Regions from separate parts of the Homo sapiens genome. Here region 2 is linked to region 1. Evidence: chromatin loops called from intact Hi-C (ENCODE). Cell type or tissue: endothelial cell of umbilical vein. All regions are shown on one strand. Links, peaks and the distances in the headings refer to the core of each region. The heading gives the core; the rest is flanking DNA.

The links. Peaks named below come from ENCODE experiments on the same cell type or tissue, not always from the same donor. Only the 100,000 strongest peaks of a DNase experiment are listed, where the experiment ranks them.
Region 2: a loop joins it to region 1, with 7 times the contacts of the local background. A loop is called at or near these places in 13 of 110 quality-filtered maps.

The regions. Positions count from the first base shown.
Region 1 is chr5:56,343,710-56,360,350 of GRCh38, reverse strand. It overlaps LOC105378977 (a long non-coding RNA gene), which reads right to left. Exons shown (of 3, transcript XR_948342.3): 3 at 9,289-9,748. Among named protein-coding and RNA genes, the nearest start is that of ANKRD55, 120 kb to the right of the region's middle. RefSeq lists a cis regulatory region at 1,270-1,283 and enhancers at 1,205-1,349, 8,936-10,135. In endothelial cell of umbilical vein, for the core only: no CTCF peak of the experiment used is centred there; a DNase peak (open chromatin) is centred at 9,590; H3K27ac peaks cover 2,122 bases.
Region 2 is chr5:56,271,211-56,287,851 of GRCh38, reverse strand. It overlaps the pseudogene PSMC1P4. Among named protein-coding and RNA genes, the nearest start is that of ANKRD55, 46 kb to the right of the region's middle. RefSeq lists an enhancer at 7,775-8,378. In endothelial cell of umbilical vein, for the core only: no CTCF peak of the experiment used is centred there; DNase peaks (open chromatin) are centred at 7,711, 8,301 and 9,271; H3K27ac peaks cover 2,825 bases.

The sequences.
Region 1 (16,641 bases), core at 7,672-12,671:
TTGAAAATATAAAAGAAATAGCACAGATATCGTTGTGAAAGGCATTCTGAAGCAGTCAAGTGCTAAGCAAATGGTACTCATCACTGCTAGCCAAAGTTTAAAAATTTATGTATGAAACTGGTGAAATGGTGGGATTTTTGAGATCCCTTCTAATTATTGGTGTAATACAAAACGTATTCATCCATCTCCACTGATGTCAGCAGTCACTCCTCACATCACAGGCAAATTCTCAATTTCCCAGATGACAAAGCCAAAAATCCCATGCAGTTTTATAGGAGGATCCTCTGGCTGTTTTATGAAGTACAAGTCCCACTCGCATTCTGATTTCTCTGTTCTTTCTGCTCCTTCTTTAGCCCCAAAGGGAGAAAACTGATGTTAATGACAAACAACACATTCATGGCTATTCATGAATCTTGGTTGTTACAATCACGTGAGACTTGAGGTATCATGTATTTTGGAGTTACTTGGAAACATTTTTTAAAAAGCAAACAAAAGCAAAGTCTGAACCCGGGGTCCTGTTTTCAGCAGCAGTAAATAATTCCCTGTATTCTCTATTATCTCTTTTGGACTGGGCCCTTTACTCATATAGTCTAACTGTATCTCAAAGGAGGTGCCTAAGCATCGAAGGATTCCTGTAAATCAAGTGAACTTGCTTTAGAAAATGGCATAATCTCTATCTAGAAACTATTCCTCACAGCCCTTTAGGGAATAATCCATTCATGAAACTGAAATATTGTTGGGCTTACTTTATATCTGTTGCTCCTCTTGGCTGTATCTGAGAGTTGGCTCTTGTTCTTGCTCTCTCTTTCTCTCTCTCTCTCTCGCTCTCTCTCCTCTCTCTCCCTCTTTCTCTCCTCTCTATTTTTCTCCCTCCTCTTCCCAACCAAATGATCTTGAGAAGCAAAGATTTATTGCCTGGAATCGAGAGCCACTGCTCACTCAGCCAACAAAATCTGGTCTCCAGTTAAGGCTAAGGGCAACTGGCTGTGAGTGCCTCAACCTGCTGAACCTGCAAAAGTCCCCACCTCCCACACTACGGCCTGCTCATGGAAAATTCCTGGACACAGAAGGGTCAGCCCACGGACAAGGAGTCAGCCAACCATGCTCCCCTGGGCACAAGGACCTTGGCGCCTTTCCAACCACTATCATTAAAAGTGGGGGCTTTTATGTTAGTTTTTCTTAAGTTCACGTTTCGGGCAACTCTTTATTATGATGGTGATTATTTTTTCTCCAAGGCCAGGCCTCCACCCTCACAACTTTGGTGGAATGTGTTAATAATTTGCTCTAGGGAGATGAAAGCCTCTTTGATACAAGTAGAATAAACACATGGAACGCTGCTCAAAGGTCTAATTTTCACAATAGGAGTGTGGTTTTTTGGACTGAGAGTCGAATGGGGAGAGCAGTCTCATTCCTGAGTCACTTTCCACCCTGCTGTCTCTCCTCTGCCTCTGCAGCTCCTCCTCACTTGCCCCGCTGAGGGCAATGCCTGCCACTCCTCTGGGTCGCTCCAGACAGCTGGTGGCCAAGAAAGGCTGTCACTCACCATCGTGGTGAACACTGAAGTCCTGAAACAGACCTGAAGGGCATTTTCCTTCTGGATGATGTTGCTTTGTTTGGGCTGAGGATCTTTTCTAGATGCCAGGCAAAGACTTGCTTGGTGAAACCAGAACATATTAGAGCAGAAAAGACATCTTTGAATCCAACCTCTTCCTTTTACAGATGAGGTTCCAGAAGCCCAGGGAGGCTATGTAACTTCTCTAAAGTCAATAGGTTTTCTAAATCGCAGCACAACCTGTTCTCAAGCACCTGTGCTGCCATATTCTCCTGGTCCCCAAGGATTGACAGAAGCAAAACTCGGAAATGAAAGAAACCCATTTTCAGAATTGTTTTAATTTTCTTTCTGCACCACTCTCATTTTGGGGTGCCTCTCCCTACCAGACTCCATTCTTAGTCCCCTTTGCACTTGAGGCTTGTTCAAGTTTCATTTTAATATTCATTCATTGATACATTTGGTTACTTCAGAAGAATTGGTTTGGGGGCAACTCATGGTCTGGTTTGGTAGAAGAGGCCCAGTTAGGGTGTCCAAAGGTCAAGGTCCAGGGCCTGTCTATTAAGACTTGACCTCTGAAGCTGCTTCTCCCTCCCTCTGCGCTACCTGCTCTACTCAATTTCTGGAATGGTAGAGACATAAGTAAACAATAGATACTAAAGCCATTACTTTTGTAAGTGGATGATAAAGAGTCCTACATATTTAGAATGGTATAGTTTTCATCTAATAATTCTATGGATTTGTAAACAATGGATAAATATTCCTATTTATGGTGGCTATTCTATTAACATAGACTCATGCTTACTTACTCCTACTTTAAACTTCTTTCATGCAACATAAATTAAAGGGCTTTATTTGCATTATCATAATTTTCTCTGTATACATTTGCAAGATTCTTTTTTTGTGAGGTACTCAAATCTTCACATTCAGCCATGTGATCTAAAGATCATTCCATCATTTATTTTGCAAAACTTGAAACATGACAGTAGGGTTCTTTTCATCCAAATTGTGTAGCTTTGATCTTCATTATATCAGCAGTCAAAATACATAGATTTTTTTCTATCATCAAAGTCATAAAACATGTTTTGGCCCAGACACCTCAAGAGATGGAGATTGGTTCCTAGGTCACATTCCTCCTTTGTAACAATTTATCTGAGTAGCCCCAGGCCACATTCCTCAGACTCCTCCTCCTCAGCTCCTCTTCTCATCCCCCTGCCTCCACTCAGTACATACAGTCCTTTCTAGAACACACAGTTCAAAGATTACTTGAGAAAAGTCCTTCTTATTGGTGAATTGTCTAATTCCTTCAGGTTTCATTTCATCTCAAAGATAGTATTTAATTTGTGTTTCTAAACTGATACTCTTTCCAAGATTGAAATGTCCTTGAGAAAAACTAGCAGTATTTTTAATCCACTGGGAATTAGTGGCATCTTGCCCCTTAATACTTGGCAGTTACAACAGTTTGAAACTTCTCCCGGAAACTTCTTACTGAAATAGAGCTCCTTGGTCATTTATGTTCAACGAATTATTAATATTCTTAGATTCTACTGTAAAACCATACTCTGGCTGCATGTCCTTTGGGAGGAAGCTTCCTTCCCCAGTTATCCCCACAGAGAGATGACCCACAACATGCTCTTCTGGGAAGGCACCATCCAGTCTGCATTTGGATGTCTAAAAAGAACACCCAAAAGAGAGATGGGTGACCTCTTTTAGCTGCAGGATCTCCATTCAGGTTCTGGGGAAACCAGTCTTCTTTTTTTTTCTTTTTTTCTTTTTTTTTTTTTTGTATGTCATCCCTACCTCTAACCATCTGCTCCAGTTTGATGAGCATCAAACTGTGAATTAGCATGTGACTAGTTAGTGCTTTTCCACAGAAACAGAGAAATCACACTGACCTCCAAGGAGGCTGTGTGAATTTATTCTTGCTTTGTATCTTACTGAAAAGGATCAAAGCATTCTGTAAAATGTTAACACGGCTCAGCGTTTGAGATTTACAACTGTTTACCCAGCACTGTTGCTGCCACTGCTAATACGTCTTGTCACTTGCCCAAGTCTTGCCCTTGTCTTGCTTTCCTCTGACCACATACAATATGGGAACATAAATATGATTTCTCTAATAATGGTTCCTTTGTGTTTATATAATTGCTTTTCACTCAGAGATGCTTAAGTGTATAAACTTGCAAAGCCAGGGGCTCAGTTACACCAGTATCACATTCCTGCTGGCTTCTGGAGCGTAGTATCACAGGCTTGTAAACTCATTGATAACAGAATATATTTTCCACATGTGGCATTGCAGGAGTTAAGTGATTGGTCTGAGACCAGGAAGGTAGTAAAATGTGGCAGAATTCAACCTGTTTCACAACAGGCTCTGTCTGTGAAGTTACCTCTGGATGTCATCCCCTGTTAAGCACTAGATAAAATGGTTGTTGATACTATTAATTGATAACTGACTGGGACTTTCCACTACAAGGAAATGGCAAAACAATAAGCATTCCAATGAGCTGTGTGAGCTGTATTTTCTCCTGAGTCAAATCAACTCCAGGGTTATCCCTTTGAAACAAAGTGCCTTCATCCATTCAATATGCATTTATTAAATGTCTATTTGTCATTCTGCAGGGACTTATATGTGGCAAAACAAAATTACCTCCGTGTAAGAAACCGGTTTTGTCACTGGAAAGAGAAGATATACATACATGTAAATAATAAGTAATAGTTCAGGCAGTACACAATTAAATGCCAGAAGTAATGATTCACTTAATGAGTGTTGTAGGGTTCCCAAGAAAGGGAAATGAATGGGAGCTGAGAAGGTCTGGGAAGATTCATGGAAGAGGGAACTAGGATCTGGGATTTAAAGAATGATCAAGGCCTGCACAGTGGGCTGGGGAACAAGATGGGCATGCTAGCCAGGAAGCGCTACTGTACATGGCATGTCTTTAAAAGAGGTTAACAAATATGGAAAACTTAGGTTGACAAAGGTAAAAGAAACCTGTAAAGCTGAGAATCAAAAGCAAAACCTTTTGCCTTGGTAATAGGAAAAGCTAAAACTGTCAGTGTTTGTCTGGAAACACTGGGGCTCTGAGAGTCCAGACATTTTTCTAAATGCATTTTGGTGTATTTCTACTTTTTCCCAGGTGAGTGATTTGGCCAAACCAAGTGAAGAGCGTTAGTGGTATTTGCTGTCTCTTTGCTGGATTGCATATATTTTAAATTGATTATCCAATTTGAAATTTGTAAAACATTCCCAGAGAGAAGCCTTATTAACGTACTGGAAAACCTTTGATAAAGAGAAGGTAGTGTCTAATGACACTTTTCTTTATCAAAAACTTTATACCTAGAGATGGATAAAAATAAGACAGGTGGTAGAGAGAAGTGCTTCAGGATATTAGATAAGAAAATTGATACTTAACCAACTGAAATAAAGATAACTATACTAGAAAATATTAGAATATACCTCCATGGATCTTGAAGCAGAGAGGAAGAAGGGGAGATGCTGGCTTGCAGTAGGGCCCTGAGAAGATGAGGTGATGAAGGTTTCTCCTGTACCCTACACTACTGGCTCTGAGCCACATCGACATAGAACCTAGAGAACAGAAAGCCCAAAAATTGAACTTCAGAGATACCAGAAAGTTCTCTAAAAGTGTCATCTTCAAAAGAAGCTTGAAAATGGCATGGTAGAATGGAAAAAAACATGCATAGGCTTTGGAACTATTAATACATGACCCTGATTCTTGGCTTAAATACTTACTTCATCTGTGAGCCTCAGTTCCCTCATCTTTAAAATGGGGATAATGTTAGTATGGTTGTTGCAAAGACTGAATATGATCGTGTAAAGCATTTAGTAGAGAATGCTGAGTACTTAACATAGAGTAAGCTTAGTAGATGCTCGCTGCAAGTAATGATGGAGATGGTGATGGTGGTAGAGAGTGTGCCTTACGGTCCTTTTGCAAATCACATTTTGGGGGGTGGGCGTCTGTGTTCGGAAAGCACTGGTTAAGGTCCTCTGGTTTGACTCTGCCATGAGGAACCAGTGAGAAGTGAGATATTTAATGCTAAAATGTCTGATATAATTGCCAAATACATTTATACTTTGGGATGTTTTCTACAATTTCATTTTAGTGGGACTCATGTGTGACTGAGTATGTTCCCAGTGAAACTATATTTTATTCCTTTCCCCACCACACCTACCACATCTCACACACACACATAAACACACACTTAGCCATTCATGAAACAAGAAGCAAATGAAGCAAAATCCACTCATGCTACAGTCCATAAGCACAGCTAGATAGAATGTAAGATGTGGCTTCTTTTCCTATAACTAATCTGACAAGATAACTCATTTCTGTTGCACACCTTTAAAAATTTAACATTTAGCCCTATCTGATTTCGGACCTAGCCTTAACTTGTCATGTAAACCGTGCCTTTGAGTCACAGTTACTCCTGGGCACAAATTCTCAGCCTTCTAGAAGGCTTCCTCCTTCCTTTCCTGTTCCCACCACTCTCCCTCCCCATCTGTTTTTCCCCCTAAAGTGGTGAATGGAAAAGAGGGAGAGGAGAAGGTGGTTGTAGCTTAAGGTTTCCATGACCTCCTGGAGGTGCAGGGGGAGTCCTCTAGCTGCTGGAATCTCTGGCACAGGGATCCTTGCCCACCTGGGGAACTGTGGTGCTGGTGAACTGGTGATCTAGTCTCTCCCTCAGGCTGGCCAGGGCCTGGTGGAGATCCAGAGATGCATGAGTACTACTCTACTCTAGATAGGGTGAAACCTATTACTTACCCTTCCGCCATGAAGCCGTAGCCTTACTGTCCTGAGAAGCATGAGGCTTCTCTACTCTATGGGGAGAACCAATAGGGTCTTCAGTCTTGGTCTTTGGCTTCTTTTTTTTTTCTTTTTTTTTGAGATGGAGTCTCGCTTTGTCACCCAGGCTGGAGTGCAGTGGCGCGATCTCAGCTCACTGCAAGCTCCCAGGTTCACACCATTCTCCTGCCTCAGCCTCCTGAGTAGCTGGGACTACAGGCGCCTGCCACCACGCCCAGCTAATTTTTTTTTTTTGTATCTTTAGTAGAGACGGGGTTTCACCGTGTTAGCCAGGATGGATCACGATCTCCTGACCTCGTGATCCACCCGCCTCGGCCTCCCAAAGTGCTGGGATTACAGGCGTGAGCCACTGCGCCCGGCCGGCCTTTGGTTTCTTGAAGGAGAGATTTAAATTTGTTCTTGAAAATCCTCTCTCAGAACAATAGCCTAATAAATAGGCCCTATATTGAACACAAGAAGCTGAATGTTACCAGGGCTTTTACAATTGACAAATTCTAATTTTTTTTGTCCAACCCCTCCCATCTCCCCACTCCCCCAGCTCCACTCACATACAGACATATATACATACACCGCTTGAGCCTGCCTAAGTCCAAAGGCAGAAGGTAACAAAGTCTGAAAGCAAGAAAATAGCACGTTCATATTTTCCAGTTTTAAATTACACATGAAAGAAAAGTTAACAAGCCTTCTTCAATTAACCAAACCAGCCCCAGTGATATTTCTGAGATGATATGAAAACTTGGTCTACATAGTCATCCAAAATACCTATGTGTTTTCTCTAACATGAAAGCGACATAGGAAATTATGCAAACCACTTGGAAAGAATGTGTTCCTTCTGCAGAATAGTCCCTTTCCTTTCCAGATCTAGCTTTTACTTTTAGGCCCTGTTTACGTTTTAAAATGCCCTCAGTATTAGCAGCACAATAGCCACCAAGACTTATTTTTAGAAAGAACACCACCACCCTGTATTCCAAGACTCTGCTTTACCAAGGGAGCCTTATCTGTTACATTTCATCTGTTCATGTTCTACAATAAACACCTGATTCACAGCCCTTTGGCAATTACTGTTCTAAAGATGACCACATGGAAAATTTGAATTATTAATAAATGATTCTCTGAGATACATAGGCCCCAGCATAAAAAACAATCCAGCCTCAGCCAATTTCTATACACTGAACTCTGTACCCCCGAGATTCAAATATTTAAACCCTACATTCTAATGTGACTGTATTCAGAGATAGGGCTTTTAGAAAGTGATTAAGACGGACTGAAGTTGTAAGAGTAGGTCCTAATCTGATAGGACTGGTGGCCTTATAAGAAGAGGAAGAGAGAGAGAGAAAGGTCTCTACATACATGTATTGAGGAAAGGCCACGTGAGGACATAATGAGAAGGTGGTTGTCTGCAAGCCATGAAGAGAGCCCTCAACAGAAACCAAATTGGCCAGCACCCTGATCTGAGGCTTTTCAGCCTCCAGTGCTGTGAGAAAGTGAGTTTCTGTTGCTTAAGCTACCTAGTCTGTGGTATTTCGTTATGGTAGCCTGAACAGTCTAATACACCAACCAAGATGAATAGCAACACTACTAGGTAAGACAGCTTTGCTCAACGCCACTTTCAAAGGCAGTTTGAACATCTGAGTTACGTTGTGTGTGTGTGCATGCATGCATGTTTGCGTGATGCATGTGTAGAGAAGATATTATATTTTACTCTGAAGTATGCCCCTATATTTGTGAACGAGTTCACAGAAAATAAGCTTTCAATGGTTTCCACATGTTTATTTTAGTTGATTAAAAGTATAGAGCAGTTTCTTGAACAAAGCGGAGGGATATGTCCTAGCCTAGTATCAGATGTTGCTCACAGCTGTCTTACAAATAATCTCTATGAATTTTGAAAACTTTGTGTTAAAAAATAAAGAATACTGTGAATTACTTGTGCATTGATAGCAGACGTTGATAGCAGAGAGAATCACTTACTTATTTAAAAAAGTCGATGGCAGCCGGGTACTGTGGCTTACACCTGTAATCCCAGAACTTTGGCAGACCGAGGCGGGCAGATCACAAGACCAGGAGTTCGAGACCAGCATGGTGAAACCCCGTCCCTACTAAAAATACAAAAAATTAGCTGGGCATGGTGGCATGTTCTTGCAGTCCCAGCTACTCTGGAGGCTGAGGCAGGAGAATTGCTTGAACCTGGCAGGCAGAGGTTGCAGTGAGCCGAGATCACGCTACTGCACTCCAGTCTGGGCGACAGAGTGAGACTCCATCTCAAAAAAAAAAAAAAAAAAAAAAGGAGATAGCAATTGGGACAATTAGAAAGGGAATTCCCCCTTCCTTGTCTTTAGTTTGAAAAAGAAAAAGTAAGCATATATACTGTTGTACATTTACAGGGAACTAATCTCTTTAGCTGCTTTACCTTGAGTAAGCCTCATAACAATCTGAGGAGGAAGATATTTTGCTCCTTTCTAATTGCGTGACCTTGAGCAAGTTCCTTCAGCCCTCAGTGACTCGGCTTCCACACCTATAAAATGCGGACAATAGTACTACCCATATTTTGGTTTGTTGGAAAGATAAAATGAGATAATATATGTAAAATCCATAGATCAATGTCTGGTACAAAGTAGAAGCTCAATGATAGACATGTTGGCATTATCATTGCTGCTATTTTTTTATAATTGTTATTTTATAGATCTGAAAGCTAAGTCTCAGAGCACTCAAGGATCTTGCTGAAGGTTGCACAGCTAATAAGTGACAGATCCATAATTCCACTCCAGATCCATCTGATACCAAAGTTGATGCTTTTAAATCACCCATCCCTTTATCCTGTCTCCCAGCCATCTATACACAGGCACCATGTGATTACAAACACAGCACTGTAAATACTCCTCACTTACTCAAACGAAGAGTCCTTTCTTATTAATGAAGAGCTAGCCCATTTACCCTTTCTGTCTGTGGGTGAGCAGCTTAGATCACTCCCTCGGGGGAGCAATGACTGAGCCATCCTAACCCTCCTTTGTCTCACTTAACAGCCTTCCTTCTCCTCACTGTACCTTCTCAATGTTGATAAATCAAAGAAATGTCAACAAAATGAAAAGACTAAATAAACATTTTCTGTAAGGGTCATATGAGAGGGGAATTTTCTTTTTCATCAAATATTTGATAACATCTTGGACTTTTTGATGTTCCTTTCTCATACTTGGGACTGAATGAAAGTGTATGAGTCATAGACATGACCAAGGGAGGAAAAGCAAATGAGTCACTTGCCCGTTTGGACCTTCCGGCCTGGATGCTCCCTGGGATCAGCATCCCCAGAGGGCTGGTCTGGCCCATCCCACCTGCTGCAGCTGCCGGCTGAATGGGAAAGGGATTTCCTCAGGAGACACTGGGACTCCTGGAAAACAAGTGAGTCAGGAAAAGTGAAAAACATCAGAGCCTCAAGGAGTTGCCCTGTAACTCTTCCAAAAACCATTTTCTGCTATCAGTTTAGAGGTTTCTCATCCACATTTCGTCACTTCCCACTCCTGGATGTACTCCTGCTATAAGCTAATCACTCCTTAAATGCAGACACACACTTCAAAGAGTTGCCATCCATCGTCCTCTCCTCCCCATTAATGCAAGCTACAAGTGCTTGGACTCATGCATCCTTCGACAGATAAATCTCTGTTTCCTTTACTCTTTTTATTGCTCTATTGGAATCTGTCCAGCCTGTATCCTTCTGGTACCAAAGTGCCCCTGGTTGAAGCCCATACTGCTGGACTTAGTCTCTGGGAGTTGAAGGGAGAAGAATTGCAGTGTCCCTCAGCCCACTGTGCTACAGACCTTTTGAAACTTCCTCTCAGTCAGCTGGTCAGTGAATCACATTTAAAACCCAAGCTCACTGTCCACTTCTTTTCAATGGGTCTCTCTCTCAGAGTGTCATTTTTCTATGTTCACCCTGTTTTTCTCAGTGAGGACTTTGGTGCCTGGAAGCCATGAGTTTGAATTCCTACATCCTCTATTATTTTGCTTATAGACCTTGCCAAGTTTGTCGATCCATCTGAGACTCAGTTTCCCCATCTTGGCAAGGAGATAATTCCCATTTCTGGGTGTTGAGTGAGGATTTGGGGCTGGGTAAGACAGCCAAGAGCATTCAGGTGCTCTTCATTCGGCCTCTCTCAACCCGCATGATCCAATGACTTATTTTTCCCCAGGGGCAATCCCCTTACCCCTCACCACCAAAAGTGATTTTGTGACAATTTTCCACTCATTTTTTGTCACAGGAGGTCTCTCTATATTTTTTCCTCCATCTTCGCCAGGATTATAATTCTGCTGATAGCCAATTCTGAATCATCAGCAAATTATGTCAGCAGTTTATTCCCCTCATCCAAATACACAATAAAAATGTAAAACAAAAGTTCTTCTGTAGCTTGTTTCACAAATGTGCTTAAAACTTCTCTCCACAGAATTTATGTCACTTGTATGTATAGTTATGCACTGCATAATGACATTTTGGTCACTGACAGACCGTGACCCCATATAATATGACGGTGACCCCACAGATATGACGGTGACCCCATAAGATAATAACACTGTATTTTTACCTTTTCTATGTTTATATATGTTCAGATACACAAATGCCATTTGGGTACTGTTATGTTTCAATGACCAACAGTTTTCAGTACAGTAAAATGCTGTGCAGGTTTGTAGTCTAGGAGCAATACACAATACCATATAGCTTTGATATTGATGTATAGTAGGCTATACCATCTAGGTTTGTATAAGTACACTGTATGAGGTTCACACAACGACAAAATCGCCTAATGATGCATTTCTTAGAGCGTATCCCCATAGTTAAGCAAGGCATGACTACAAATCCAAACATGTAAACTGAAAAGTGCCAGAAAGGCTGCCATCATGAGCATCAGTAATTTTACCAGAAACATTAAAATACCCTCAGGTGATTTTTATTATTTTTTTTATTTATTTATTTATTTATTTATTTTTGAGATGGAGTCTCGCTCTGTCACCCAGGCTGGAGTGCAGTGGCACGATCTCGGCTCACTACAACCTCCACCTCCCGGGTTCGCGCCATTCTCCTGCCTCAGCCTCCCGAGTAGCTGGGACTACAGGCGCCCACCACCACCCCCAGCTAATTTTTTGTATTTTTAGTAGAGGTGGGGTTTCACCGTGTTAGCCAGGATGGTCTCAGATCTCCTGACCTCGTGATCCACCCGCCTCGACCTCCCAAAGTGCTGGGATTACAGGCATGAACCACTGTGCCCAGCCCTGATTTTTAAAATTAACACTTCAAGCTCTGTTCATTTTTTAAAAAAAGCAAACAAAAAAGATAAAGCTGTCAATATAATGTACTTTCATTTTATAAGTGTTAATTGCCCTTAGGTGTGTTCACATTAATTTTCTTTGCCTTTCTAGGGTGTTAAGAGATATTTTCTTTGCAAATAGTTTGTTAACTGTAAGTTTGATCCTCTATTTCCTTCTTTTTAGAATAGTGTACAAACTTCTAACACCAAATTCTTAGACATTTATAGACAGTATTCTCCAACAAAACAAAACAATTAAATCTGTCATTTAAATTCAGCCAACCATTCCTCCCTCCACCTTCAATATAACTTGATTTTCCAAATTTCAGTTGTGGAACAGTTTCAAATCCAACTAAAAGAACTACAAGGGAATTATATTGGGATGTATTTTTTATTTAAGTTGATTATTTTAATAGCCATGCCAAATCCACCTGACACTGTTCCCCAAATAGCCAGTGGTCAACAACAAAGTAGTAGAGTACGTCTCCATTAACTGTTCTGCTGTCAACCTAAGGATCATCCTGTTTGCTTAAGATCTTTGTCCATAAAAAGGATCTTAAAATTACAAGCCCAGCAAACATTATTAATCCTAGGAAAAAAAAAGAAAAATTTTCACATTCAACAGTATTTCTGATAGATTACCATTTTAGTTCAGAATATAAATTATGACTAAGCATACAATTAGGCTAAAAGTAAAACATCTCAATTCATTCATAATTGGACATTAGCCATTACTTCTACAGAAAAAGAGAGTTTCAGGGTTGGCAAGTGGTTTTCACTATGATCTAAAACATAATCTAACAAATACACACTGAATCAATCCATAGCAGTCAATTGTTGGTATTGACATATTAATGACAAGATCTAGACTATAAAAAAGAATAACGCCTGTAATCCCAGCACTTTGGGAGGCCAAGGGGGGCGGATCACGAGGTCAGGAGATAGAGACCATCCTGGCTAACACGGAGAAACCCTGTCTCTATTAAAAATACCAAAAATCAGCCTGGCGTGGTGGCGGGCGCCTGTAGTCCCAGCTACTCAGGAGGCTGAGGCAGGAGAATCACTTGAATCTGGGAGGCGGAGGTTGCAATGAGCCGAGATCGTGCCACTGCACTCCAGCCTGTTAGACAGAGCAAGACTCTGTCTCAAAAAAAAAAAAAAAAAAGAATAAATCATCATGCAGACCAGAGAATGCAAGTGTAAGCATCTCCAAAGGCCAGGCAAATGAGTGACTGAAACAGGCTTCAGGGTGTAAGGGCCAGGTGAAAGCTTCCCTTCTACCCTCTGAAGGTTTGCTGAAAATGAACTGACAATAAACAGATTAGTAAGAGAAAAGGCATGCTGCTTATTTAACATGCATAGCACATGGAAACCGCAGAATGATTGCTCAATAACCCAGTGAGGTCTAGATGCTTATATGCCCTTCTTCCTAAGGGAAGCAGAGATGGGGTGTAACAATTTTAAGGAGTAGTAAATGATTTTTTGAAGGGCAGTATGGGAGACAGAAATTAACTTGTAAATTATTCTCTTCATAATTTGAATGAGCCAGAGGCGCAGACATTATCTTGTGAAAAAGTCTTTCCAAGTGTGATTGCATTTCTCAATCTTATTTTCTGGATTTTAGGGAGGGGATGGAAGGCAACTGTGTTTCCTTTGGCAAGTCTGGTCTTAAAGTAGATAAGGGAATATCAGAGTAAAGCCTCATCCTGTGCTTTGGGAGAGACATAAGGCTGAGAGACAGGGCAGGGTTGAGGGGGAGGAAGAGGATCATAGAGACCTTGAGGCTATGACTTTTGAAATCACCTTTGCAAAGATTATGACAGTGAGAGAAGTCCAGCATGGTTGGCCCAATCTAGCCTCCCAGGCTGGCTGTCTTCACTCATTCCTGGGCATAGGCCAAGCTAACCATGGGAGAAATTTAGTTGATGGTTTAACTTTGAAGCAAGGATGATAATACTCCCTCTCTTAAACTGCGTCCTCCTTGTTTGGGGGCTGACACTGCCTTTGTAAAACTGATGAAAGGCTACAAGATTACTATTATGGGAGGGGCCCAAATTCTGCTAAAATGTATGCATAGTTTCTATAATCGCTTACTATTCAGGAGTCAGATGGCCAGAGGTCACAAGATTTGTGGCTTTCCCAATTGCTCCTATAGGTCACTATTATAGAACCTAAGATTGGTCTTTTGAGATGTTTTATAGACTGTTGCATTCCGGCAATTGACTGACCCCACCAAGACTCATGACTCATCGTTCAACTGGTCCCATAACCCCTGCACCCACCCAGAGGCAGACTCAATGCACAGGATCATTTTCCACATGCTTATGATTACATCCTCAATCAGTCAGCAGCACCCATTCCCTAGTCGCCTGCCCACCAAATTGACCATAAAAACCCTAATCTCTGAGCCTTTGGGGAGACTGATTCCAGTGATAACTCCAGTTCTCTTGCATGGCCAGTCTTGCATTAATTAAACTGTTTCTTTACTGCAATACCATGGTCTCAGTGAATTGGTTTTGCCTGTGCAGCAAACAGGAAGAACCCATCAGATGAGTACACTTTAGTTCAGCATATCAGAGCACCATATTTCGGGGTATCATTTTCTGAGCCCCAACAAGGGTGAACTGGAGACTGTAGACCTAAGCTAAGGGGCAGCTGCTACTTAATTTCAGCCATTTCATGACAAAAGAAAAGGCAGGCCCACAAGATTTTCTGATTTGTTGAAAGGAACCAAAAATACTAGATTTTCTTTTTATTTTTAAGTGTGAAATCTTCCCATATTAAAGTTTTTGAACAAAATTGACTTTTTAAACCACTTGATGCAGGCCAAAAGGAAACGCATCTGTGGACAACATTTAGCTTGCCTGCTGCTAATATGTGATCTTTAATTTAGATTATATGACAGAGACTGGATGAATACTTATCAAACCTATATCCTGTTCTTTCTGAGCACACAGCTAAATTATATTTCCCAGTCTCTCTTGCAGTTAGGCCAGAAGAATATTGGTGGGAACAATGGACACTGCTGCCAAGCCCAATCCTCCACTCCCTCCCTCTCCCTTCCTCTCTGCCAGCCAGATGCAGGGGAAGTAGGAGGACTCCAGGGTACTGAAAGGTGACAGAACCTCAAGGTGTAAGAAGCCTGAATGACTGTAGAGGAGAACTGCCCTGCCCACCCACCACAGCAGAGACCTGCACTGCCCTGTGATGAGAGAAAGAAAGAAACTTTTTCTAAAGTCCCAAGATTTAGAGGTTATTTGTTACAACTGCTAGCAGAACCTGATTAAGACAGGTTGTTAGGAATTTCTTTTTTTATGTGTCAATAATTATGTTTTTCAGCCCTTTTGATTCTGAAGCAGTGAAACTTCAAAAATAATAATTTTTTTCATGCTGAAGTAGTAGGAAAATAATACTGATAGTATGTTTTATGTCCACTTTGTTTTTTGAGATCGCAAATGGGCATACGTTTCCATATCCAAACTGCTTTCGTTAAGAAGCTTTACTGCTGGAGAAAGGAAGCCTTCCCTGGTAGAAGGCACTCTAACAGCAAAGACAGGGTTAGGTAAAGAGATGTCTGCATCCCACTACCATACCTTGGGCCCTTTTCCCCATCAGTCTATCTTTCATATTTATGGGTCATCTAAAACCCTATTACTTCTTGAATAGCCTGAATGGTCATGTGTTGAGTAGAAATCACAGTGCTTCCTTCCTCTCCCTCTTACACTTTAGTTTTTCTGTCTATACCTTCACTTTTAGATGCTTGAAACTCCTGTTTTTAACATTCATTCAACCCTAACAGAAATATGACTACATTAGAATATTTTAACCATTTTATTTAAAATCATTTCCTCTTTGGGAAATTTGAATAATTTCTAAATCAGGAAGACATGCATGAATAGAAAATAGAAAAAACACTGCAGAATGCAATTTTTATGACCCCCTGTGGTTCATCCTCAGAGTGGAGAATTCTGTTTTCAACAGCAGATACGTCCACTGGAACACAATAAATTTTTCTGAAATAGCAAAACAGGCTTTGTAATCATGATAGACATTTTTCAAATGATTTAATATACAAGTACTTGAATATCAGAAAATAAGATAGAAAAACTCAGGAGTGATGTATACTTACAGTTAGACTGGGCACCAAATGGGATGCTAAGGAGGCTTCGTGGGACAGGAACAGCCTTTTTAACATGGTCACTGTGAGACCCTGGGGAGAGCATCCCATCCAGCTGTGGTCCACAGCATGGAAGAAAATGCAGTACTTGGAGAGAGTTCAGAGGAGTATCATAAATTTGATGAAAGGGGATGATAACCAGATCTCCTTAGAGAAAGAAAATCTGTAAAGTACCTAAGACACAGTTTCCAAGTAGATAAAGGGCTTTGCTTCCTCTCTTTGGAGAGGGGAAAAGATACAGCAACACAACAAGGAAAAGTTGACTCAGTTTCCATTCTTTGGAGACTTGATTAGACAGTGAGCCAGACAGTGCAGGGGAAACATTTCCACAGCATTATTACCATGTCTGAAGAGGATACCTCTAGTGATGTGACCAGACTGTTCTCTGCTCATCACGCTGCCCACCTCGTATTCAGATTATTCTCTACTTCTTCTGGGGATAGGCCCTCTCCCTACACAACTGAGTATTATCAGAAGTAACCTGCCTCCTCACCTATTCAGTGTTAACTCCAAAGTGGGCAGAACTGATAAACTAGGCTTGGAAAGAATTAATGATATTTTTTAAGTGGCAAATAAGTCTTGATTCCTAATTCTATTTTGTTTATCTTCCCAATGGATACTCATCATGACCTTCCAAGGTAGGATTTTACAAGGTAGGCACTATTATTATCCTCATTTTACTGATGAGAAGACTGAGGCAGGGAGAGGTTAACTAACTTGCCCAAAGTTGTAGAGCTAGCCAAGGTAGAACTAAGACTTGAACCCAGGGTGACTGGCTTCAGAACCATTTCACCGTAGCTACCGTAT
Region 2 (16,641 bases), core at 5,138-10,137, 70 kb after region 1:
ATACCAGTTAAACTCCGCCATTTTACCTCTCAGTCCACATGCTTGAGCCCACTCACCCAACTCCTGAGATCTTATTGAGAAGCTGCTAATCACCAGTTTCAGGGGTTTTTTGGTGTTTGTTTGTTTGTTTGTTTGTTTTGTTTGAGACGGAGTTTCACTCTTGTCACCCAGGCTGGAGTGCAATGGCTTGTTCTCAGCTCACTGCAACCTCCGCCTCCCAGGTTCAAGTGATTCTCCTGCCTCAGCCTCCCAAGTAGCTGAGATTACAAGCACGTGCCACCACACCCAGCTAATTTTTGTATTTTTAGTAGAGACGGGGTTTCACCATGTTGGCCAGGCTGGTCTTGAACTCCTGACCTCAAGTGATCCACCTGCCTCGGCCTCCCAAAGTGCTGGGATTACAAGCATGAGCCACCACGTCTGGCCCGGTTTTTTTAATCTGTTGGGAGACTGCCTTTCCCTGGCGCTGGCTACGACCAATTATTATTTTAGAGAGGCAGTTTAACAACCTCCAACCATCACCTGATGGTCGCCTGACATTCCTAGTGGGAGGCAGGGGGCCCTTTCCTGCCCTGCTCATATCTGACTAGCTACCTACTGTAACAGGATGACCAAACTGTTCAAAACAGAAGCCACTGGAAACTGACTCTAGGTAGAAATAAGGAGTTCCCTTTAAAAGTCATGGCATTCATCTGGGTGCAGTGGTGTGTCACACCTGTAATCCCAGCACTTTGGGAGGATTGTTTGAGGCCAAGAGTTCAAGACCAGCCTAGGCAACATAGTGAGACTCCATCTCTACAAAAAAAGAAAAAAAATAGCCAGGCATGGTGGCACACACCTGTAGTCCTAGTTACTCAGAAGGCTGAGGCAGGAGGATTATTTGAGCCCAGAGGTTGGAGGCTGCAGTGAGTTGTGACACTCCAGCCTGGGTGACAGAGCAAGACTCTAACTCAAAAAGAAACAAAACCTGGAACTCATACCTCTGCCCAATAGACACATCCAGAACATGCTGTTTACTTCATGCCTCCTGGGAGATTCCCCTTCCCCAACCCTCAGTGAGCCAGATTGAATTGACCACATTCAGCTGAAGAAACATGATCACACATGATGACTTTCTCAAAAGTCTGGAAAGACTTAAAAAATAAAGTAAAATAAACCCAAGCCTCCCATCGCAAATGTTGGCTCCAAATAGAAGATTTTATTGTAAACCTTCCAGACATTTAGACTCCACTGTTATTTTTGAAAAGACATTCCAATAACAGATGCCCCTTCAGTTGGGGTATGGTTTGATAGAAAGCAGCAGGCACAATTTAAAAAAATAAAATAGCACTCTTGGGATGTCAAAATAAATTAGCTGTGATGCTGAAATTATTTCCTGTTAGGTTTAATGAAGTTAACAAGATAAGTAAATATGAAAAACAGCATTAGCAACCAGGGGCTAATCTCCTCCCAAACATGGAGCACTTCCAGACATTGATAACAATGTATGTGGAATTTCTTTCATTTATTTTTATATATCACAATGCCTTCATTCCATGTCTATTTTTCAAAATCTTTGAGATTTCTTTTGAGCTGAACTTATTTGTAATTCTCTTTTGAAACATAGTTAGAAATCTGTGACTCAAGCATTTTGCTATTTTTCATGTTCTGTTTCTACATTGTTGTAGTACCTCCAACAAACAGATAAATGATAATTAAAGAAAAGGTTGAAGTTGTTATTTAAAAGGCATTTGGAGACTATATGGACTTTTCATTTAACCAAGTTTTCTTGGTCCCAATTAGCATAAATAATTAAGACTTGACAGCAAGTTAGAGACATGACCCCTTCCCGGAGGAACTTCAGATATAAAAATAAACCCCTCCAAAGATGGTTTTCTTACTGTTTCCAATCATTACTCCCTAGCTTATACATAAATTGCCTTAAAAAATGTAGGTAGGGCTGGGCACGGTGGCTCACGCCTGTAATCCCAGCACTCTGGGAGGCCAAGGCAGGTGGGTAACCTGAGGTCAGGAGTTCAAGACCAGCCTGGCCAACATGGCGAAACCCCATCTCTACTAAAAATAGAAAAATTAGCTGGGCATGGTGGCACATGCCTGTAGACCCAGCTACTTAGGAGACTGAGGTCGCTTGAACCCGGGAGGCAGATGTTGCAATGAGCTGAGATCACGCCACTGCACTCCAGCCTGGGTGACAGAAGGAGACTTCATCTCAAAAAAAAAAAATGTAGGTAGGCACACAGATCTTGAAGTCATCGGACACGTTTCTAGTCCCAACTCTTACCCTGTTATTCACTTATCTCTTCGGTCATCAGTTTCACCATCTGAAAAATGAGTGGGTAGTATCCTTGATAATAAATATTATTCATTGAATATTTAATAAGTTATAGGCCCTTTACTAAGGACTTCACATACATCATCTAATTGATGCTAACAATAACCTTTTAAGGTATTATCTCTATTTTACAAGTGTGAAACTGAGGCACAGAGAAGTTAAGTAACTTTCCAAAGGCCACTCGGCAAGCAAGTAACTAAGCCAGCATTCAAATACAGATTGACTCAAGTCCACAGGCCACACCTGCCTATAGCCACAATGCCTCCCACTGTGAGATACCACCTCTGGGATCCCTTTCAGATGAACTTCTCCAAGGTGTTATGATTCTTTTAGAGTACAGTTATTTGCAAAAAAAAAAAAAAAGAGAGAGAGAAAATACTTTGAGTGACAGGAGAACAATGGTTCCATGGATAGAAATATGAAACAGAGAGGGATAACAGGGAAAAAAAAATGCATTCTGGTTTGCAACTAGTGAATTTCCTAGTGCTGGCAGAGATGTCCAACAGGCACTTGGAAACTTCAACTAGAACAAGGGACAAAAGCCAGAGCTGAAGATAAAGAACTAAATCCCTTGCAAGGAGGTAATGACTGAAATTAAGCAACTGAAAGAGAATGCCAAGGGAGGAGCCCTGGAAAGAGGAAGGGTCCATCCTTGGGATCAACTGTCTGAGGATGCAGGAAACAGAGAAGGACATATAGGTGCTGAGTAGGAGAACCTCAAGGATGGCGCTTCTGAAGCAAAGTTAAGAAGAATCTGGGCCGGGCACGGTGGCTCGCGCCTGTAATCCCAGCACTTTGGGAGGTCGAGGCGGGCGGATCATGAGGTCAGCAGATCGAGACCGTCCTGGTTAACGCGGTGAAACCCTGTCCCTACTAAAAATACAAAAAATTAGCCGGGCGTGGTGGCGGGCGCCTGTAGTCCCAGCTACTCGGGAGGCTGAGGCAGGAGAATGGCGTGAACCCGGGAGGCGGAGCTTGCAGTGAGAGATTGCGCCACTGCACTCCAGCCTGGGAGACAGAGCAAGACTCCGTCTCAAAAAAAAAAAAAAAAGAAGAAGAAGAATCTGCAGAGGCGATGGCCCACAATGCCAAGTGCCACTCTCTCTGAAGTCAAGGAGATCAAGACCAGGTAAGAAGCCACCGGGATGGACCATTTGGAGTCACTAACAGTTCTCAATGGGCAGGTAGGTTGTGCTGGGGATGAAAGCCTGAATACGATGGGTTAAGAAGTCAGACTGGGAAGAACTGTTCTGGAGGCAGTAGGTGTCTGTAAACTGGGGCCCAGAGTGTTAAACCTGCCCAGGATCACAAGGTTAGTTAGTGACAGAGCCAGGACCATTATTTGGATATGTTAATCTTTTTTCCTTCATACCACACTCCTTGTAGATATGCAAAATTTTCTTTCAAGTTTCTTTCAAATAATAGATCCATTTAGCTTTGTGTGATATATAGAGGAAAGGATGGCTGTCTTACATATGTCTGACTTGGTGAAATTAATATTTCCCTTGGACATATGATGCTTAACAATCTCACTGAAACAACCTCAACAGGTTGTTTCACTGTCACCTGCCTCAGGCCTGAAAAACCACAGTAAAAAGCTTATTCAGTGCAAGATCTAATCAATGCAAAAATCAGTCAAGACTAAACCGATGCGAAATCAATGCAAGACTAGCTGGATGACTGGATCCATGCAATCCCTGGATCTCCTGAATACCAGGAACTCTACTGACCTTCAGCTGCCCACCCACAGGCATGGTGACACTCTGGGCTTGATCATCACCTGAAGCTTTCCCTCATGAAACCCTGACCCCCCATCTCATCTCCTCATCCCTCCATATCTGCTCTTCTACCTCAGAGACACCACAAGCCCCTGATCCTCTGTCTTCTCCTAGTCATCAGCCTGCTCCAGCCTGAACTTCATTGTTGATCACAAGTCCTCTTCTCTCACAGATTCTTCAGCTCCCTCACACCACAATCCTCCTACTGCACCTGCCCAGCAAAACATACAGGCTGGGCAGCAGCACCATAACCAGCCTCATCTGCTCCTTTCACCCTGGCTGCGAAGGCCAACACAGCATCCTGGACCTCCAGCATCAATCTATCCAATAATCCTTTGATTCATCCAGCGTGAACTCCCTCACCTTCACCAAGCCTCAGCTCAGTCTTCACAAGACCTCTCTCTCCTTCTCTTACATCACACCTGGCCTCCTAATGCACCAGGAGACACCAAGGTGATCAGGAAGGACCCGTTTCACCTTCCTGCCCCCTTCACTGTAAGTACATTTACATTCACACTCATCCATTTTTCCTTTTCCCTAGCTGCTGCAGCTTAGATCTTCCTCTTCTTGTTCAGAGTTAACCTTTGCCCTGAGCCACATTCCTTTCTTTCCAGGTGCTACACGCCCAGCCTCTTCCTCCCTCTGGGATGCTTGCCCCCAAAGCTTATAATTATGAGAGCACTTCTCCAGGTCTGAAACACCCACCCCTTGATCAGGTGCTCCTCTAGCTTCTATCAAATCCCTTTCCTCCCCTTCTCACCCAAACTTTCAAAAATGTAGCCTACACTCTTTCTTCTTCCTCATTGTCCATTCCTCAGTTGCTACAGCCTGGCTTCTGCCCTCCTTCCTCAGCTGAAACCAGTCTCCCAGGCTCCCATATGCCAGCTAATGGGCACTTCCCCTCCTTCCTCAGCTGAAACCAGTCTCCCAGGCTCCCATATGCCAGCAAATGGGCACTTCCCCTCCTTCCCTCACCAATCCCTCTGCTTTGTCTACGTTGTTAATGACTCGTTAGTACTAAAAACTCTCCTGGCTTCTATGACCCTACACTTTCATGATTCTCCTCCTCTTTCATTCATTCATTCAAACAAAAAATCACTTATTGGCACTTACTATGTGCCAGGGGTTGCAGGGATCTAGGGGTGAGGAAAACAGACATAACGCCTGTCCTTGTACACCACACTGTCTAGTGGGAGAGACAACAGTAAACAAGACAGGAAACAGTCAATTCTTGTTATTCAGCCTAGTTATGGTCTAGTCTATAAAGTCTCTGCAGACAATGAATTAGTGAACACTGAATCACTGCTCCTGGGAAGAGCCAGGCTCCTTCCAGCCTCTGGTCACAACATTTCATAAACCAAACAATACATGACCTTGTTTTATATGTGTGTCTTTTACAGACATCTTATTTAATGTATATTTATGAGTGATTAATTATATGCAGCATGTTTTAATAAAAAAAACACTAGCTGAGAAGAGTTTAACATTTTCCTGATCCTGAGTAACAAGATTTCTTCCAGGTCAGAGTCTCTCTGTTCATTATAATCACTTCCTGAGCTGCTTTCTCATCTTGCCCTAGCATTCAGGACCAGTGGCCTTAGATTGATGCTTTTATTAATTTGCTGGATTTATTCTCTCTCTCTCTCTCTCTCTCACTTTCTCTCTCTCTCTCTCACATACACACACACACATGCCCCAAAACACAAAATACACACACATTTAGCATTTTTCAACTCAAGTCATCGGAGCTTGTGTCTCATCTCATTGTCATCCTACAAATCATCTTGACACATTTATTTCTGCTTCTCCAACTTTAATTTCTAGGATGCTGATATGGTTTGGCTGTGTCCCCACCCAAATCTCAACTTGAATTGTATATCCCAGAATTCCCACATGTTGTGGGAAAGACCCAAGGGGAAGTAATTGAATCATGGGGGCTGATCTTTCCCGTGCTATTCTCCTGATAGTGAATAAGTCTCGTGAGATCTGACGGGTTTATCAGGACCTTCTGCTTTTGCTCCTTTCTCATTTTTCTCTTGCCACCACCATGTAAGAAGTGCCTTCCTCCTCCCGCCATGATCCTGAGGCCTCCCCAGCCATGTGGAACTGTAAGTCCAATTAAACCTCTTTTTGTTCCCAGTTTCTCATATGTCTTTATCAGCAGCATGGAAAGGGATTAATACAGATGCTGTGTTTAAAATTCAACCTGACACATCATATTTTCCTAAGAATCAAGATGGAATTGCATTAGCCAGAGGTGAATGTGAAGATTACTGTGGATTCAGCGAGGGGCGGAAGTGTAGAAATGAGAATGACTCCAGAGTCAGACAGACTGGGAAAAGATGATGACTGCCATTCACTAACTGAGGCCTCAGGTTAGGCACTTACCTTCTCTGAGCATCAATTTGCTCATCCACAAAGCGGTAGTAAAGGATCTCAAAAGAATGCTGTGAAGATTAGATGTATATTGCATGCAAGTTCCCTAGCAAAGAGTTAGGGCTCAATTAATGCCACTTTCTCCCCCTTTAAACTTATTCAGTTCTCAAGATGATCTCTGTGCCCACTTGCCTGGAGGAATTTTTTGGGCCCACTGGAGCAGGAGCTGGTATTAAGAGCATCTTTCGGTACTGCAGAGAAGGAAATTCTCACGGCTTAAACTTGGAGTGAGAGAGCTCGAAGAGGAGGCAGGAATCTTGGGAAAAGAAGAAAGGGGTGGTGAGACAAGAGGCAGTTTCTAGCATCATGGGGAGGGGAAGAGGAGATCATAACAAGGCATTGTGATGGGGAAGAAAGAGCTGGAGGAAAAGAAGGGAGCAGGCAGAGTGAGGCAACCAACCAAAGCAGGGAAAGCAAATGACTGTCACCACGCGGGCCACCATCTCTACACGGTGGGGGAAGCCAAGCACCTCCTCAGACTCAGCTCACAAGAAGGTGACACTGCAGGGGAAGGCTCTGGGCAGCCCTCATCAGGGTCCAGGGCCCCCAGCCAAGAAGAAGGAGCCTCTATGAAGTCCATTCCCATGGCTAGGCTGCTGAACCCCTAGTGTGGAGACATATGGGGCAAAAGAGAGTGTCAAATGAAATAGGGAACCCAACTATCAGGCCTGGCTGTCATGTGGGTCTAAACTCCAACTACTTTTAATATAAGGACACAGATTTAAGTAAAAAATGGACATACCTCCTGCATGATAGTACTTACACTTACAGCCACATGGCACACAAAAACTGCTTAGTGCAAATGGAGATATTTGAGGACTCATTTCCATTATATCACCACTCCGCAGGGATCCACAGCCATGGGATTCAGAGCAACTCCAGGAGGGAGAATGAAAACCCCAAAATTTTTCAAGGGGCTCTCTTTTCCAGGTTTACAAAGGGAGAATTGGGGTCCTTGTGCCAATTCTTCCAAGGGAAAGGACCACCTCCTCCCTTCTCCTTCTGTGCTCCAGAGCAGTAGAATCTGACCCTCCTAATTACATTCTTGCCTCACTTGGATTTATTCCCATTTATTCCCCACCCCCATTCCCCCCTTTGCCAAATTCTTCTTCCTGACGAGTCAGGGATTAAAAATGCTTGGCATCCTTGCTGAATAAATAGTATTTGTCCACAGTGACACTGGTCAGTGGCAAACTGCCTTTGTTCTGTGATGAGAAGCATGAGCACACAACTTGCGAGTTGTCTATCCAGGACTCTGGTCCTATATGGGCATCAAACTCATGCCCTTGGCCTTGTTTATGTCCTGTTCCAGCTAGCTAGGCTGGCTTGCACAGAAGGAAGGAGTGAAGGTAGAGGGAGAAAGGGAGAGAAGGGGTGGGGGGGGGAAACTTGTGCTGGTTTCATACAAATCTTCTCCAGTTTAATCATACCTGTGATGTAGACAGAATTAGTCCCATTTTATAGATCCAGAGAAATTCAGTCAGTTGCCAGATTTGCAGGGGTTAGAAAAGCTAGAATTTGAACTCTCCTATTCTGAGTGGGAGCCTGTCATTCTTTGTGCCACATCAAGCCACTGATGGAAGTGAGCAGGCAGTTGACTGAAATTGATTGCCATTCTGCCAGCCTCCAAGCCTTAGGAAATGGCCTGCCTCAGATAGAATGGAAGTTGCAGTGGGCATCAGACAGCACTTTCCTCTTTCCCCTCGGCCTCTGGCGTCAGGCTGCCCCAGAGGGAGATCTGTTGTGTTTTCAGCAGCTCTGGAAGAGACATTTCTCCTGGAGTGGTGGACACAGCAGTGTCCTGTTATTCCCCTGCAAGTCCCACTGGGGTGTGGCAGCCATAGCAGGAATTGCTTACTTCCCTTAGCAGCCCCGATCATCGCATGTGCTCACATTAGCTCAGGAAACTCTGCCATATGGGCTTCTTACGTCTCCTGCCTTCCACAGCTTCAGGCACCTCTTCAAATGCTTTTTAATTCAGCTGGCGTTGTGGCTCACAACTGTAATCCCAGCACTTTGGGAGGCTGAGGTGGGCAGATTGCTTGAGCCCAGGAATTTGAGACTAGCCTGGGCAACATGGTGAAACCCTGTCTCTAGAAAAAATACAAAAATTAGCTGGGCATGGTGGTGCACGCCTGTGGTCCAAGCTACTCAGGAGGCTGAGGTGGGAGGATCACCTGAGCCCAGGAGGTTGAGCCATGATGGTGCCACTGCACTCCAGCCTGAGCAACAGAGTGAGACCCCATTTCAAAAATAAATAAAGTAAATAAATTCAGACTGTCATGAGCCATTCATTCCCAAAGATTCCATTTGTGCTTAAGCCCAATATTTTACAGACAGGATGAACAAGACTCAGAGAAGCAAAGAGACCTCCTGAAGGTCACATGGCAAGTGAATGACAGAACTAGGGCCAGAATCAAGGTCCCTGACTATTCTTCAGTCACTCAGCAGACATTCATTGAGTGACTAGAATCTGCTAGGCACCACTCCGGGTGTTAGGTGTCCATTGCTGTCCTTAGAAGCAAGCTGCGCTGCTCTGCTGGGGCTTCCCTTCTCCCCTTTCCTGGATGCTTTTCATTCCCAGCCCCAGAGTCTAACCCCGAGACCTCCAGGGCCACTCACCACAGCATTCCTGAAGACTTAGAAGAGGTGCTTTTGTGTGCAGCCCTTTCCTCCAAGACCCTGGAATGCACGTTCGCAGGACTTGCTGATTTATAGCCATGTTGCCTTTCAAAGAATTCCCTGGCCTGCGTTAAGTCAACAGATTTGAGAAAAGGCTGGTTAAAAGTTCTGTCACGGGAGCCAGTTGTTCCTTGTGTTCGCAGGATGCTTTCTTTAACCCTGGGTCCTGCTCAGGCCAGTAACAGCACACCCTGGGCCTACAACTGCTCAGGATCTGTGTGTAAGACATGGAAACTCTGTCATATAAATGTATTTAGTGCTCCTCCCTCGAATAGCCCTAAGCCCTGTCATATAAATGTATTTACTGCCCTTCCCTCGAATAGCCCTAAGCCTCTATTCTCTCATTTATCATTCTTTGTTTTTTACTGCCTTAATGGTTTTTGTGATCATATTAGCCTATTTTCTATTTTTATCCTCTTGTCATTCTGCCCATCAACTGAGAGCAGTGGCCATATCCTGTTTGTACATGCCGACCTTTCTGAAAACAATTCATTCATTCATTCATTCATTCATCCACCCACCCATCCATTCAACAATCCTGGCCCTGTCCTGGGAACTGAGGATGCAGCAATAGAGAAATAAAGATGGCTGCTGCCTGCCAGGTGCACTGCCCAGATCCTTGTTCAGGGTCACTCTGCTCATTCCCCAGCTGCCAGGATTGTTACTGGCTGATGACCCACATTGAGTCCTCCCTATGAATTGCCCTTGGCCAAAGGGAGCTGTGTCCCCTTCCTGGGGACACTCTGCATCCAATGACTGGCTGATTTGGGGCCCGCCCCCTTTGTCTCAATTCAGGACATCCCTGAAGCACTTCCCCAGCTTCAGGGCTCCCCTGGGAATCAGTGGAGACCTCTGTTGCAACTGAATCACAGTTCAAGTCTTCTCTGTGCCCAATCTTGCTTCCTTCACACCCTGTGGCTGCTGTGCCTGAGAGCACCCACCGCCATAACCCTCCTTGCACACAAATCTCCAGCTCAGAGTTTTGTTCCCAGGGAAGTCATCCTATGACACCTGCTATCATGAAGCTTATATACTAGGAGTGATAGAAAATAAACACAAATAGTAACACAGTTATGTGAAAAATTACATTGCTGTGGGAAGAAATAGAGTGGGGTCAGGGGATCAGGAATACAGATTGGGAAGATGATTAATTTTTCATATTCAATAGAATGATTGGACTGGCATCTCTGAGAATGTGACACTTGAGCAAAGACTTGAAATTAGCAAACTGAATGTCCAAAAGCTTCTGAATCCAAAATTGAGCCTGGATCAGTCAGGATTTCCCAGAGAAACAGCACCAATAGGATGTGAATGTGTGTATGTGTGTGTGTGTGTACATATATGTGAATATGTACATGCATACACACTCAGATCTGTTTCAAGGAATTGGCTCATGGGATTGTGGAGCCTGGCAAGTCTGAAGCCTGCAGGGAAGGCCAGCAGCTGGAATAGGTGGGAGTTGATGCTTTAGTCTTAGGGCAGAATTTCTTCTTCTCTGGGAAACCTCAATTTTTGCTCTTAAGGCCTTCAAGGGATGAGGTGAGGCCCAACCACATTATGAAAGATAATCTGCTTTACTTATAGTCTACTATTTGTGAATGTTCATCACATCCCCAAATACCTTCACAGCAGCACCTAGGTTAGTATTTGATTAAGCATTGGGTACTATAGCCTAGCCAAGCTGACACAGGAACCTGACCATCACACCTACTCTGTCCCACAGGTACATATCCCAACACCTTTCCCTGCTTTACTTCTCTCCTTAACACCCATCAAGAGCTGACATTCTGTATATTTTACCCTCCCCAGTGTCTTACACCAAGCCCACTTCATTCATTTATGTAGTACCTGTTTATTCTCTTGAAAACATATAAGTTGGTAGCCTTCCAGTGTGAGTATCCCCAAGAGAAAATACGCATCAAAAATTAGGAACTTAGAAATGATAGTTGAGGTGGAGGAACTTCCAGCAGTGGCAGCTCAAGTGGCCAAGACAAGGTGGGTCAAAGTCAGGGTGATGGTCATGGTCCTAGACGTGGCAAGAAGGATGAAAAGGACAAGAAAAATAAGTACTAACCTCTTGTACCAACTAGAGTGGCGGAAAAAGAAGAAAAAACAAAGGGACAAGATGTTGCCAGTAAACTGCCACTGGTGACACTTCACACTCAGTGTCGGTTAAAATTACTGAAGTTAGAGAGAATTAAAGACTACCTTCTCATGGTGGAAGAATTCATTAGAAATCAGGAACAAATAAAACTATTAGAAGAAAAGCAAGAGGAGGGAAGATCAAAAGTGGATGATCTGAGGGGGACCCCAATGTCAGTAGGAAACTTGGAAGAGATCATCGATGACAATCATGCCATTGTGTCTACATCTGTGGGCTCAGAACACTATGACAGCATTATTTCATTTGTAGAGAAGGATCTGCTGGAACCTGGCTGCTCGATTCTGCTCAGACACAAGGTACATGCGGTGATAGGGGTGCTGATGGATGATACGGGTCCCCTGGTCACAATGATGAAGGTGGAGAAGGCCCCCCAGGAGACCTATGTCAATACTGGGGGGTTGGACAACCAAATTCAGGAAATTAAGGAATCTATGGAGCTTCCTCTCCCCCATCCTGAATATTATGAAGAGATGGGTACAAAGCCTCCTAAAGGGGTCATTCTCTGTGGTCCACCTGGCACAGGTAAAAACCTTGTTAGCCAAAGCAGTAGCAAACCAAACCTCAGCCACTTTCTTGAGAGTGGTTGGCTCTGAACTTATTCAGAAGTACCTAGGTGATGGGCCCAAACTCGTACGGCAAGTATTTCAAGTTGCTGAAGAACATGCACCATCCATCATGTTTACTGATGAAATTGAAGCCATTGGGACAAAAAGATATGACTCCAATTCTGGTGGTGAGAGAGAAATTCAGCAAACAATGTTGGAATTGGAACTGTTGAACCAATTGGGTGGATTTGATTCTAGGGAAGATGTGAAAGTTATCATGGCCACAAAACAAGTAGAAACTTTGGATCCAGTACTTATCAGACCAGGCCGCATTGACAAGAAGATCGAGTTCCACCTGCCTGATGAAAAGACTAAGAAGCACATCTTTCAGATTCACACAAGCAGGATGACACTGGCCAATGATGTAACCCTGGACGACTTGATCATGGCTAAAGATGACTTCTCTGGTGCTGACATCAAGGCAATCTGTACAGAAGCTGGTCTGATGGCCTTAAGAGAACATAGAATGAAAGCAACAAATGAAGACTTCAAAAAATCTATAGAAAGTGTTCTTTATAAGAAACACGAAGGCATCCCTGAGGGGCTTTATCTCTAGTGAACCACCGCTGCCATCAGGAAGATGGTTGGGAGATTTCCCAACCCCTGAAAGGGATGAGGTTGGGGGAGTTGCCCAGAGGAATCCCTGTTCCCATTGATTTTTATTAGCAAAGCATCCTGTGTGTATTTTGGAGTACGATGTGTGAGTGCCCAATGGGTGGCCTTCATCTGTCGGTCACTGTGCAGCACTCTGCTTCCAAATAAAGCATGCTCTTTCACAAAAAAAAAAAAAAAAAAAAAAAAAAAAAAAAAAAAGATGGTTGATGCTGAACAAGAGGTGGTCTCAGGTGGGTAACATGAAAGTGCTGGTTAATGTCCCGAGTTAATGGGTTCAGAGATTTCAAAGGAAGATGAAAATTTGACTTGAGAAGGATTTTTTACCTTTCCAAGGTTTCATCTGACAGAGCAAGCCACTTGGACACAAAATGAGTTTATAAGAGCAGCAAACAGAACCAAACCTGAAAGCATCGCCAGTCTCTGTGTTGGGTCCATTTGAGCACCTTGATGCCAACTCTTTAAGCCTGGGTGGGAGGCAAGACTACCTAGAGTTTCTTTACTTTTTAAGTATGTGCAATCTGATGACCTCTTCTCTCTCATCAGGTTCAGCTTTGTCTGACCAGTACCTAAGGCAAATGTTGGCCTCACAAACTTTTCCAAACACCAAGCATTTAATAAGAGTATCAACTCTGGCTCATGCAAAAGTGAATGACTAGTAGAAATAATGGGGACAGAAACAGAGGTGTTCTTGTCATCCGATCATCCCTTTTCCTGGAAAATTTGAATATTTTCCATAAAATTATTATACAGTTATTCACTTTAAAGCTGTTCTCAAATGTCCATAGAGGCTCAGTCATGAACGGATATTCATTGAGGCTTCACACTGTCTGGGCATGTCAGGAACCATCCATGTAATAAATAGACATGAGCACACATCTATGAAAACTTAGCTGGTTACTCAAGACAGTGTGTCCAAGCATAACCTGGAAATTCGTCCCATGAGGACTCAGAAGCAGGAAAGAAAATGTCACTGTTAACTGATGTGCACAGAAAAGGCTTCATTGATGGAAGAAGAATAGAACTCAGGCAGAGAAGAGGAAAGAAGGGCCTCTGGGTGGGAAGGCACCCAGAGCAAAGGCACCCAGGTGGGAATGCGTATGCATACTAGGATGCAGAATTCTCTCCATTATACCTAAGGGTCAAGGAGGTGGGAGCAATGTAAGAACCGAAAAATGTTTTCAGATGTAGAATTAGCATATATAAAGGAATAAGATTTTTTTCTGATTTATAAAAATATTCCTGAAGTTATTCTAAAATTAAGCAACATTTAGTTTAAGATCTAACGAATCACTCTTTTAGAGAAGAAAATAATTATATGAGAAAAGAATCCTCTCCCCTCATTGTATGAGCTGTTAATTCTCCATTGTTCTCTGCGTGTTGGTTATTTATCTATTGTCTCTTGGATCCAAGCCCACCTTTCTATACTCTGCTCTTGGATATGGTAAGCCATCTGGTTCATTTCCCCTTAGATGCTGCCGGCAGAAGCCTTAGAGTGTGACTGGAGGTTGGGAGGAAGGAAAGGGACCCTCCTTCCTGGTCTTTGCACTTTCTGGGAGTGTCTCTCCAGCAGCAGTATTGCTCCAGCAGCATAGTTGGCTCCAGCTTTCAGTAGCCCCAGAACCAGCCTCCCATTCCCCCTGGCAGGCACTAGCAACAGCCAGGCGATGCCCATCTCCAGGGGGTTGAGCTCAGTCAATGGGTCCGCCTCTGAGCCACTTGGTTCTGCTAACTCTACCTCTTGACTGTTGTTTCCCCAGGCCTAGAGTATGTAACTGATTTGTCAAATTAATTTTATTTTTTTAAAGATAAGTTCATGTAACATAAAATTCACTGTTTGAAAGTGTACAATTCAGTGATTATTAGTAAATTCATAATGTTGTGCAACCATTACCATGATCTAATTCTACTATGTCTTCATCACTCCAAAAAGAAACCCTGTATCTCCCAGTTACCACCAATTACCTTTTTTTACTTTGCAGTCAACAAGTGTTTCCTGGAGAGATACCCCTAGACTGTGTAAACATCCCATTCTTTACTCAACTTTCACCTTCCAGCTTTCAAATCTATTGATGCATTTTGCCTAAAATAATTACTATGGTTCTCAAATTGCTCTAAGTCCTTAATTTTTTCAGCATTCATTAGCTGGCATTCTACTTTAGGAAAGAGCATTCTCTTTCCATTTATGTGTTCATTTGCTTGTTATATCAGGACAGACTCATGGATATCTATTTTAATCAATGGGATATAATCTAATACTGTGGTTACTTGGACACACAAATCATCCCAGATTGGGCCAGCTGGCACCCCTTCCGGCTGTCCCATGTCCTCTATGTTGCCATCATTATTTGATTACTTTCTTACCTTCTGGCACAACAAGATATTTTAAACTTGGCATATTTTTCCTGGTCCACCTGTGAGATCGGCCATTTCTCCAAGGAATTCTGGTCCATATTCATGGAAAAATAGTATAATATTTAGAAACTAAATTCTAGGTAGGATCTTTGTTATTGGATTTCACTACTCCCAAGCTCTCTCTAGTACAAAGCTAGGAAATGTATGTATTTGTGTACATGTGTGAATGTGTATACATACGCACACATGAAGATATAAAGTGTATGCACAGACTCACAGAAATGTATATCAACGTTTTGTTTCTTTATCCAACCCCACATAGTGCAAACTCTAAATTTACACCAAAACTTCTCATCCTAATCCCATAGACCACAGCGTTCATTCTAGCTTTCTTCTTTCCTATGTTTATTACTCTTTTCTTGCAGTGAGAAACCTGGCTCCCACCGCCTCATTATAATGACTTATTTCCTCAGCCCTCCTGCCCACTGCTTTTACTCCATCTCCCAAGCCCAGAGAGCTAGCACCCCCATTTAGCCATCTTCCTTGCATGGCCAGAAACCCCATGGGGCCGATAATCTATCTGAAAACATTTCATTAATGATAAAAATATATATTGTGATCTAATGACTTAAACCTATTTCCTTTGCAGAAAGTGTTGCAAATGTTATAATACAGCAAACTCCTTGAATGTGTGTGTCTTCCAGTAATTTTGATAGACTGGCCAGGGTGAAAGTTAATCCATGAATGTGATAGAGTGTTTTCTCTGAGAAAAGCTAACTTTATGCCTTTAAATCCATGAGTTGTACATGAACATGACATGAGCAAACATGTATTGTTCAATGGTTCCTGGTGGCCACTGTTTTTATTCTGGATTTTTGCTTCATAAAAACGATAAATCTGATGTTACAAGCTTTCTAAGAAAGCTCACATTTTTCCTAAGGCTCAAAATTGAAAGGAAAAAGATGTTGCATGGCTTCATGAGCCACTTAGTACTGCAATTCAACTGTTAAAAATTACAAACAAAAATTTTATTTAATTTCTTGCTTGCCCTTAATAGGAAAGGCATCTTTAAAGGATTGTTGACTATAGTTTCTGGAATGGTTCATACTGGAAGATCCTCTCAGCTAATCAAACACTGCTCCTTTTTCTTTTCACTAGATGCATTGTGGCCTGAACATGAACATACATGAGGCTAAGTAATTTTTTTTTTTTTTTTTGAGACAGGGTCTTGCTCTGTCACTCAGGCTGGAGTGCAGTGGCACAATCATGGCTCACTGCAACCTCAAGGGCTCAAGTGATCTTCCTGCCTCAGCCTCCCTAGTAGCCGGTGTGTGCCACCACACCCAGCCAATTTTTTTGTAGAGATGGGGTCCCACTATGTTGCCCAGACTGGTCTCAAACTCCTGGGCTCAAGTGATCCTCCCACCTCACTCTCCCAAACTGTTGGGATTATAGGCATGAGCCACCAGGCCTGACCAGCAATTTATACCTTCTCTGACTCTTAAACCTGCCCTGGGGCCATTGGTGTACTCATTGTATTTAACAACCAGCTTTCTGGGGTGCTGCAGGGAGAGGGGTAGTCCTGATTTGCAGTAAATGGCCATTTTTGTAGCATAAATACTCCCACCATGGCCAACATCAAGCTACCAACATGACATCACTTAACTAGGGGCAGGG